Linked DNA regions of Mus musculus: all the other regions are linked to region 1. The links are chromatin contacts, found by POLR2A ChIA-PET in ENCODE. All regions are on one chromosome and are shown on one strand. Each heading gives the region's core, a stretch centred on a gene start or an enhancer-like site at or near the end of the contact. The rest is flanking DNA. Distances are from core to core; before and after follow the strand shown. Region 1 holds the start of Islr2 (immunoglobulin superfamily containing leucine-rich repeat 2). Region 2 has its middle 22 kb from the start of Stoml1. Region 3 holds the start of Stra6 (stimulated by retinoic acid gene 6).

Region 1 (3,383 bases), core at 225-2,724:
AAGAACAGCAGAACGTCCCTCTGCTGCCACACCCTCTTCTGGTGCGAGGCACCCCCCACCCCCTCAAGGTTGCTAGAACATGAACAATACGACAGACATTCCTCTTACTTTGCAGACAAAGAAGTCGGTATCGGGCGGCTATTCCAAATCTCTGAGGCCTTGTCCCAGGTTAGAGCCTTGTGCTGGACGGCCTCAGACGTACAGGATTCCAGGCAGGGAGGAGTCAGAGTTCTCATCTCCTCTCCCTTCTCAAAGACATCTTCCCTGGATCGCTCAAGCACCCTCTCCTGGTTCGGTCTGTGGGGTTTCCAGGCCCGAGCAGGTGTGAAGTTCTAGATTCCGAACTTGGCTGAGTTTGTGGGGGTCCCATCAGCCCGTAGCCAGGAGTAGGAAAGAGGGAGGGACCAAAGTGAGCACACACCAGTGTGTTCATATTTAATTTACAAAGGAGCCTCAGAAACCCTGCCGGGTGGTCCCTTTAGATGCAGCGTTCTTCCTGCATCTCTCTGCGCCCCCCTCCCTAGCTCATTAAAATGCTTAACACTCAAATCGGGGTATTGATCTCTGCAGAGGCCCCAAACACACTGCCATCCAACCAAGACAGAAGACTGACTCTGATGAGGGCTGGGAGACCCCAGCACCCCAGTATTACAGTGTATATGAAAGAGAAGGAGGGGACTCTCTACACATCTCTCAAAATCTATGCCCCCTTACCAGTTCTGGCTAGCAGCTCTGTCTCCTGGGATGCCATAGGCGGGGGAGTGAGATGATGCATTTTAGTCAAATCCCTAGACATCCCTTGAAATTCTCCTGCTCATCGCTAAAAGAAATGTCCAGGGTTTGCCAAAGAGAACAGCGAGTCCCGAGTCTGCTGAGGCCAGCTGTTACATGAGGGTGTGAGATGGCAGGGCGGTGGCTGCTGCCTAGGCTTTCACAGTGTGTGTGTGTGTGGGGGGGGTGCGAGCATGCAGGGGTTGATGGCCAGCTTGCTAGAGATGCTGAGAGGATACTGAGGAGCGGGGTGGTGGTGCAGGAAATGCTCAGGGGTTGTAAGTCCCTAGTCCACAGCACTCAAGAGGAGCAAACGGTTTTTGTAACTATCCTGGTCCCTGTAGCCACTATTAGTGGGCAACCTTGGTGTCCTGTTAGCCCGCAGCAAGCAAGGGCAGAGTGAGACACTTGGGTGAGTTCAACCTAATGTTTTAGGAGCTCAGAAGACACCCACTCCACTGTGAGCACTAGGTAGCCCACGGGCAGTGGAGTGCACGCGCTGGTTTTGCCACAAAAGACCTGAGCGTGGAGTTCAGGCTCAAGAGGCTGAGCAGGGTCTGCGATGGGCTGGGGAGGTGGGCGTCTCCTCTCCGCGCACCCTGCAGGGCTGCGCCTACTAATCTGGCGAATTAGTCTGGCGGTGATTGGGGGTGGAGGGGAACCAGGATTTGTATCTGCCCAGATCCAGGCAAAATATGACAGAGAGGGTGAGGCGTTCTGCTAACACTATCAATTATGCATCGTGTTGAACGAAGCTTCGGGGAGGGGGAGGCTAGCAGGCGGCAGGAGGAAAAGGGTCCGGGAGAGCCAGGCAGCGCAGTTCAGCAGGTCCCACTGGAGGTCTTTCTGCGCCACTGCTTGCTTTGGAGAGGGGGGAAAAAAGTGTTTAAAGGCAAAGACACGCCCCTCCAGTCCTATGCTTTTCTTTCTCCCAAATTCCTCAAAGATGGTTTGTCTCACGTGTTGCGGGGCGTAGAACGGCTCGCATTCAATTAGAAGCGAAGCTCGCGGGCGCTGGCGGGACGGGCGCGTGAGGGTGAGTGAGCGTGGATATTTGTGTGCGCGCAAAAGAGAACGGTGAGTGTTTGAGTGAAGGTGTGCTTGTGAAAATGTGTGTGAAAGTAGGGAGAACTTAGCGCGTTGACGCGATTATTACATGTTGACGAGTAGTTCTAACCTGTGAAAGTCATGTGAAGATGTGTGTGTGTGTGTGTGTGTGTGTGTGTGTGTGTTGGGGAGGGGTTTGGAGACATAAGGAGGAATAGTGACAATGTCATCGAATGTGTAAATGTGGGGAGAAGTAGAAAATGGGTGCTAGGGGTACGGTGGGCTGGAAAGGGCGGAGCCTTGGGCTATGGGCGTATGGAGCCCCTTGAGACCGACAGGTCTCAGCCTGAGGTGAGTAGAGGATCTCTATGGCTTTAACAAATGTAAACGCAGCACGAGGTGGGAGACTGTGCGCGTTCCCGCCGAGCACGGGGGCGCGCGACCGCTCTCAAACCTGCAATCCTGGAGAAGTAGGGCGAACAGATAAGGAAAGAAAAAAATTGAAGTAGGACTTTGGGGCCAAGGGGAGTTCTTTCAATGCACTCCCCCTTTCTCCCCACCGCCACAGCAACAGATGCCAGAAGCTCCCTTAGACTGTCACCTGAGTCTGGAGACCGGCTCGCAGCCCCACAGCATCACACTGCAAGTCAGAGAGCAGCAGGTAAGCAGTGGAAGGGCCCCACAACCTCAGTCCACAGGGTCGATCCAGCCTAGTCAGGGTTGGGTGGCTGTCTGGGAGGAACAGGGAAGGGAGGTGCCTCCTTTAGGAGCAAAAGCAAGAAGGGACCCGCTAATCTCAGAGACAGGGTGTAGGAGAGGGTCTTCCAAGACTGACAGGACCCTCAAGTTGGGGCAGGGAGTCTGTGTTAATATATTTGTATGTCTAGAGACAGGGGATGCACTCAGGCGTCTTAAGGCTCTAGAGGGAAGTATAGAACCTTGGACTGTCTCCAGGCTTATTAGCTAGAGACTGTTCCCTAAAAACCTGTGGGCAGAGGGATTCGCCTGGGCTCTGTGAATCCAAAGAGGAAGCTTTATTGACTGTTTCCACAACATGCCTGCTCTAGTCAGGGGGTAGGATTTTCTTCTCAGAGGAAAGCATGGTTGAGCAGTTGTGACTTCCTGAGGGGAGCTGCAGCCCAGGGCAGGGAGGTGAGAAGGCAAAGTGGGTGGAGGCTGCCTAGATCCCCCACACCACACCTCACAAGTTCTCCATGTTGCATCGGCTAGGGGTTCGGTCTCAGAGTAGGGCAGTGTGGCACCTATGTCTCTGAGTGTGGCTGGTTCACATGAGGACTTGTGTCCCTGTGCCTGTCCCTTCTCACTGTACACAGGAAAGTGCTTTGCTTCCTGGTGGAGAACACTGTGGTAAAGCTGCATTGAGTTGGGAGAACAATGAGGTCCCCAGGGTATATTGTGTAGATGTTTGGGTTGCCCGTATTTTTGTGTCTATATAACTCATTGTGAACCTCCTAACAGAGTCTCGCTGCCTTGTAGTGGGATGCAGCAGGGAGATGCCTGAGTTTTTGTTTGCGCTGTTGTTGCTTGTGAGGAAGTGTGTGCGA
Region 2 (3,383 bases), core at 315-2,814, 73 kb before region 1:
ATTTAAGTGTATGGATTTCTTGCCTGAATGTAATGTCTATGCACTGTGTGTGTGCAGTGCCAGAGAAGGCTGGAAGAGGGTATCAGATTCTCTAGAACTATAATCAAAGATGGTTGGGAGCTGCCATGTGGATGCTGAGAACCACACCAAGGTCATCTCTCCAGCATCCCATGTTCTCTATTTTGAAAATATTTTTCTTAAACATGGCTTTAAATTGTGCTCTGCACATTTTGACAAATTGTATTATTATTCTCACTTAATTAAAATATTTCTAATATTCTCTCCTAATTTCTTCTTAGAACCATAAGTTATTTTAGAGGCCTGTTGTTTGATTTCCAAATCCTTGGGAGCTTCCCAGATATTTTTCTGTGACTGATTTATAGCTTAGTTATCATGATAGAATATATTTCAAATGATTCCAATTATTTTTAATTCACCAAGGTTTGATTTATGGCTCAGAATGTGGTCTGAGTGAAGACTACAATTCACTTGGAAAGAATGTGGGTTTTGCTGTTGTTGGGTGGAAAGTCTCACGGATAAATTATCATCAGATTAAATTGGTTAGTGCTCTTCAAGTTACCCAATGACCCATAACCACTCCAATTTTGCGCACTTGCTTTTTACTGTGCGGAGAGGGGACTCTCCCTTCTGTCTCTCAGCTCCATGGTTTTAACTGTCTGTTTCCTGAGACACTGTTCTCCCGTGCACATACCTTGGGAACTGTTGTCTCCTTTGACGAGCTCACCCCTTGAACTTCTGCCCTCCAGGTCACTCCAAAGTCTACTTCTCACTGCCTTTGGACTGCTTTCCCTTTGGCTCTTGTTTATATAACTTTAGCTTTCTTTCTTCTTTTTGTTTTGTTTTGTTTTTGTTTTTGTTTTTTTGAGACAGGGTTTCTCTGTATAGTCCTGGCTGTCCTGGAATTCACTTTGTAGACCAGGCTGGCCTCGAACTCAGAAATCCGCCTGCCTCTGCCTCCCGAGTGCTGGGATTAAAGGCGTGTGCCACCACACCCGGCAACTTTATCTTTCAAAACAACCCAAACTGACTTCAAACTTCCAACCCTTCTGCCCCAAGTCTGAGGTTAATTTGTGCCACATTCTCCTCTTGCTCTCCCACTAGTGGTAAGTGTGGTTACAGTTACTCACTTGTGCAAGCCTTGTAGAAGCTGGGTGTGGATGTGGGTCACTGTGTTTGGAGCCAGTAGGGTGCTTCTGGGTGCTGCTGGCTTCTTCCGGCCCAGCTTCCTAAGAGCCTATGTTTTTGGTCTTAGAAGGTGGGATTCCCAACAGTGTTTCTGTGCCTGAGACAGAGTTCCTGTCTCACCTACAGGGCAAAGGTGTCAAAATTTTCTTCTTTGCCTGGAGAGCAGAGTCTTGGTTCCTGCCTCGTCTGCAGCAGCCCTGGGGCCAGGTAACACACAGTTTTGGCAGCTATTCTAGGGAACCAGTGTGCTTCCGATGCACAAGCAGGCAGGAGCTGCAGGGTATGTGTGCTCCTGCCAAGTGGTGCTCCCTGTCTCCCAGCCTTTCTCCTGCATAGCCAGGAAGGGCACAGTCTTGCTTCACCCCCACATTTTCTGCCCAGGAGAACAGCTGGTCTTGTCTTTCTCAGGAAGAGCTTGCCACTGGAATTCCGTTTCTAACTTGCCTCTGACCTCAACTCTGACCGCTTTAGTAAATCCTGCCTCTTCCTGCTACAAAGTAACCTTCCTGTTACGATGTAACTGACAGCTCTCCTGTGGCTCTCAACAGACTCAGAATGACTTTTCACATATGCAAATAATCAAAGGGTTTTCCACCCACACGCATGTCCTCTGCCTGACTCCTGATACCCTCTGAGGCAATGTCCCTAGCTAACAGTGTCTTGAGGATTTTTTTCACTTCTCAGCAGCTTGAGTCACACTTGCTTCCTCTGGAGTGGCTGGCTGCCACCACCCCCCCCATCCCCCCATGCACTGCACTGTTCCAGTGCGTGACAGTCCTTAGTCACGCCCCCTCTCCTCTTTCTAGTCATACTTCCATTTGACTCAAGTTTCAAAACAACCGGTTCTTTTTAAAACTAAAAACGGATTTACCAGAAGGCCCAGCAGTTCCAGTGTCTCACATTTATCCCAGAGAAAATGACATTTATTTCCCCAGTAGGACCTGGACACAATGTTCACAGCAGCTTTATTTGTAATAGCCCCCAATAAATAAAATACTTGGATATTTTCCCAAATGTAAGTAGGTAAGCACACTGGTTCGTTCACATCCAAGACTGCTTGCTACTCAACAATGAAGAATGAACTCAGCTTTGGTGGGTGGGCCTCCTGAGAAAATGCTGAGTGAAATTGTATCAAAGAACACTATGGACAGGAATCTATTTATATACCAGTGGGGTGAAAGAACTGATTCACTGACGAGGGTGAGTTGTTCTCAGGGACTAGGAGTAGGAGAGAGACTGTGGTCACCTTAAAGGGGCAGCCTGAGGGAGCTGTGAAGGTGTCTTTGCAGCTCCGGGCTAGGCATTAGAAATGACTGCACAGGCCAAATGAACACTCTCACTTCCAACAAGCGATCTTCTGATTCTTGGACAGCTCACCCTGAAGCTCAGTTCCATTCTAATGATAACTACCTGGAGAAGGCTTTCAGCTTCAAGGCCTTTTGTTTTGTTTTTGTTTTTTGAGACAAGATTTCTCTGTGTAGCCCTGGCTGTCCGGGAACTCCCTCTGTAGACCAGGCTGGCCTCGAACTCAGAAATCACCTGTCTCTGCCTCCCAAGTGCTGGGATTAAAGGCGTGCGCCACCACCACCCGGCTCAGCTTCAAGGTCTTAAGGGCTTGGCCCCACCAACCAGGGTCAAATATCAGTTCCGGCATTTCTCCTTAACCTAAGACAATCCGGCTTCTCAGACTTGATGATTTGCTAGTTCACAGAAAACAAAACATGTTCTTTACAGCTTACTGGTTTGTGTAAAAGATGTGACTTTGAACAGCCAAATGGGAGGCACACACAGAGGGAGGGCTTCCTTGCCTCCTCCCTCAATTGTCCTGGGGGTTTGTTTCTATGGCTGTGATAATCATCTTGACCAAAAGCAGCATGGGAAGGAAAGGGTTTACTCTGCTTACTCTTACACTTCCACATCCACATCACTGTTTGTTACTGAAAAAGGCGAGGGCAGGAACTCTAGCAGCGTAGGAGGCCATGGAGGAGTGCTGCTTAGTGACTTGCTCAGACTCAGAGCATCCACGACCAGCAGCCTAGGGGTGGCCCTGTCCACAATGGGCTGGGCCCTCCCACATCAATCATCAATTAAGAAATGCCCTACAGGCTTGCCTAAAGCCTGATCTTATAGAAGGGATTGCTCACTAAGGTTGTCTCCTCTCAGATGACTCTAGCTTC
Region 3 (3,383 bases), core at 280-2,779, 68 kb after region 1:
GAGATAATGGTGCGCCAACGCTTTCCTCGGCAGCTCCACAGGGTTTTCTCCTACAGTTCCTGACTCTCCCATGCCTGTAAAGCCCCAGGGACAAACCCTACACCGAGCACCACAGAGGTCTGTGACACCCCCCTCCCCCCACACACACAGTGCTCCCCATCCTGGCTGGCTATGGACCACATGGCCTCAAGCCCTTCTTAATAATAGTTCAAGAACTGTTGTCCCCAGGTTTTATAGAAAGTCTGAGGCCCAGAGAGGCTGTGAGTCGCTGAGAGGTCACACAGCAGATAAATGGCAAAGCCAATCTTAGACACTCGCCCAGGGTCTCGCTGCCTCCATCTTGGCAACCTCTCTACCATAAACCGGCTCTGACGGCTGCCTGAGCCAATTGCCACACTTACCCCTCTGGCTGCACCTCCTCAGCTCCTAGAGGTTCCTCGATGTACCAGCTGCTGTAGTCATCTGTCACCCCGGAGGAGGTCTGGCTTCCATTCTCAGATGCCTGGGACTCCATGCTCCAGCTCTTCTTCCTTGACCCCAGACAAGAGGGGGGAGGGGCATACAAATGTGAAAAGAGGCTTAAAAGGAAAAAAAAAAAAAAGAAGAAGAAGAAACAAAGGAACATTTCTTGTTAATCCTAAAGGTTACTTTCTTGCTTTTAGCTCTCTGGGAAAAGTCGTCTGGGACTGCAGGTCAGGAGAGAGCTGGAGGAGGGATTGGGGGGGGGGATTGCGTGGGGGCAGACAGGAGTCTTCTCTTGAACTTCCCTACCCAATCGTGTGGTCTGACAGAGTGTTCTGCACCCCTGGGGGTTCAGGCTCTTGCTGGGAGCGCCTAGTGGACCAAATGACCTGTTACCAGCTGGTCCACTTTCAAAGATCTCTCTTGTGCAAACTGCCCGCAGAGACCCCTTCCTTCCCCGCCCCAAGCCCACCCAGATGGACCCACAGACAGAGTAGAAAGGGGGACCAAGGAGGAAGGAGCCGCAGAGATGAAAGGGTGGGCGGGCGGGCTGTGGCTGGCTCCACTTGGTCTGTCCTGCAGCTGGTCTCTCCACCCCTCCTGCTCTGGGGTCCAGCCCAAGCCCTCCCCTCTTCACCAAGGCTCCCTTGAGACCATCCCCCAGTCTCATTTGCCTTTAGTCAGCCCCTTTACCTCTTCAGCCTCACTGCTGGGAACACACCATAATTCTTGATGAGACCCCGAAGATGGATGGCTGCTGACCGTGCACATGCCTACCTCCTAGCACCTGCCCCAAGCTCTCCTGCCTAAGCATAGCCCCTCTTCAGAACCCAGCATCGTGGCATCTTAGGGCAACACCCTACTGGGGCTGGCTACAGAGACAGGGAGGGAACCTATCCACATGGTCTCCTGAGTATATATGAGGGAGAGCACACGTGTTACACTAGTAAAACCTTTTTGTTCTTACGACTTGATTTCACAAGAAGATAACTCACCCCCACAGGCGGAAATGAGTCCTTCAAACTCAAACCAGACCTGGGAGAAGATGAACTTCGCCTGCCTGCCGCTGTTCTTGTTCCAGCCCCGGTGAAGGGGTGAGGGTTTTCCTATCCTCCCAGAGGAGCTGGACCCCTGGCTGCCCCCTCCCTTCCCTGGCCCAGCCTGTGGGGAGGAGCAAGAGGCAGACAAAGCAGAGAGCTGTTCTCAGCTCAGACCTGACATTCTGAGGCTCTCAATCCTTCAGTACTCCGCAGGGGATTTGGGCCACGGTCTTGTACAGATAAGCTTTAAAAGCATTTTTATTGCATTTATTTATTTTGTGGGTGGGTAGTTGGGGAGGGGGGATCAACACATGCCATGGCAGAAGACAGCTTATAGCAATTGACCCCCTCTCTCCATCATGTGGGTTCTGGGGAGGACAGAATACTGGTCACTGGTCCCCGGTGGCAAACACCTTTACCCACAGAGCCATCTGACAGCCCCCTCTTCCTTATAAAAACACACTCATTCATTTATTCTTTCAACAGAAGCTTACTGACCACCTACTATGTTCTAGGACTGCTCTGGATGCTGAGACTAGAGAAAGCACAGTTCAGAGGTCTAGCCTACCAACATATATAGCCTCCAGAGCCTGGGATTTGCAGGGGGAAGATTGTCCTGACCAGTCCCATTGGGAACTGTGTTTGCAAAAGAGCAGTGGGAGGAAGGAGAATTCCTGAGGAAAGTCACCTTTGGGTGGAGCTCCAAAGGACACCAGCTGGTCCCCAGGCCCAGATAGCAGAGAGGAGCTTGCTTGTTCACTGTAGAAGGAAGCTCCGGGGTGAACGTTCAGAGTGGACAGAACCTCAGTCTCACAGGCCCCTGCAGCTGGCAGCCAGGCCCATGAGGCCAGGTGGGGCCTGAGTCCTGTGAACCCTTGCTGCCTCCTTCCCAAACATCCTATCTTCCAGGAAGAAGGCTCTGCCTTTCTCCCCATCCCACAGAGGAATTGTGAAGATGGAGCTTTCTCGGATACAACTCAGAAACCTACGCTGAACTGTCTGATATCAGGGGTCAGGCAAATCCTGCCCCTCAGGCTCTCTGGGGACAGGGATCTACCTTCCCTGCTCTCTTTCTTTCCCTTAGGACAGTGCCTGGCTCCGAGATCACAGAGATTTTAGATCCAGTCTGGCAAAACCACTTCTTGTTTTAGTGCTTCTTCTTCACTCATGGTCCTATGTCATAAGGCTGCTACGTGCCAGGCTTGCTGGAGCTCTCTGCTCCAATGCCAGAGCCTAGCATACCCTTCACCTCTCAAGGGTCACAGACACTCAGCATAGAGAGCAATCAATCCATATCTCAGCCCTGCCTCTCATGATACTGTTAACAAAGAGCTCAGTCCTAGACTATGGCCATTGCCTGAACAAGACAATCGTTAGATACCTCTACCTGTCAACTTTGTTCTGCCTTAGAGGGATTCCCTGCCACCTCCCAAGCCTTGTTCATTCATTCATTCATTCCAAATATCTTATGTGATAGTTGTGTCTTACCTACTGATGTCACCTACTGATGTCCTTGAGATTTAACATGTAGGGAGGTAGAAAGAGACAGTTCACCACGAACCATCAGAGCTGAAGAGAAAATACAGTGAGGGGAGGAAAGGAGAGATGGGCAATGCAGAGCCAGCTATATGCAGCCTAATCCTGAAGGGAGGGAGGAAGGGACCCTATCAGGCTACCAGAAGGAACCTCTGTCCACTCAAAGGTGAACCCATGTAGATAGCCCCTTACCAAGGCCAGGTATGGTCACTACCCCACCTTCCTGCACCAAATCTGCTCCCATAAAGCCCAAGATCCCAAAATACCACCTCCCTTTTCCCTAGGGAGATGTAGCAGCCACCTTGGTGGCAGCTCTACCTCCCTGGCAGGAATAAGGAAAGTATA

What was found. ChIA-PET counts read pairs that join two places held with the same protein, here RNA polymerase II (POLR2A).
Region 2: POLR2A ChIA-PET joins it to region 1 with 15 read pairs in embryonic stem cell. The contact joins the enhancer-like site here to the promoter of Islr2 in region 1. POLR2A ChIA-PET finds 5 or more read pairs at or near these places in 4 of 5 experiments (Patski and embryonic stem cell).
Region 3: POLR2A ChIA-PET joins it to region 1 with 26 read pairs in Patski. The contact joins the promoter of Stra6 here to the promoter of Islr2 in region 1. POLR2A ChIA-PET finds 5 or more read pairs at or near these places in 2 of 5 experiments (Patski and embryonic stem cell).

The regions. Positions count from the first base shown.
Region 1 is chr9:58,200,376-58,203,758 of GRCm38, reverse strand. Islr2 (immunoglobulin superfamily containing leucine-rich repeat 2) reads left to right here and starts at 1,474. Exons shown (of 3, transcript NM_177193.5): 1 at 1,474-1,807; 2 at 2,387-2,479. It also overlaps the pseudogene 1600029O15Rik.
Region 2 is chr9:58,273,797-58,277,179 of GRCm38, reverse strand. No RefSeq gene overlaps it. Among named protein-coding and RNA genes, the nearest start is that of Stoml1, 22 kb to the right of the region's middle. Within about 2 kb of position 1,564, at least 1 of the 3 ENCODE cell types and tissues checked has a DNase peak (open chromatin) inside an H3K27ac peak, as active enhancers do.
Region 3 is chr9:58,132,221-58,135,603 of GRCm38, reverse strand. Stra6 (stimulated by retinoic acid gene 6) reads right to left here and starts at 1,529. Exons shown (of 19, transcript NM_001162476.1): 1 at 1,156-1,529; 2 at 402-530. The coding sequence starts at 514.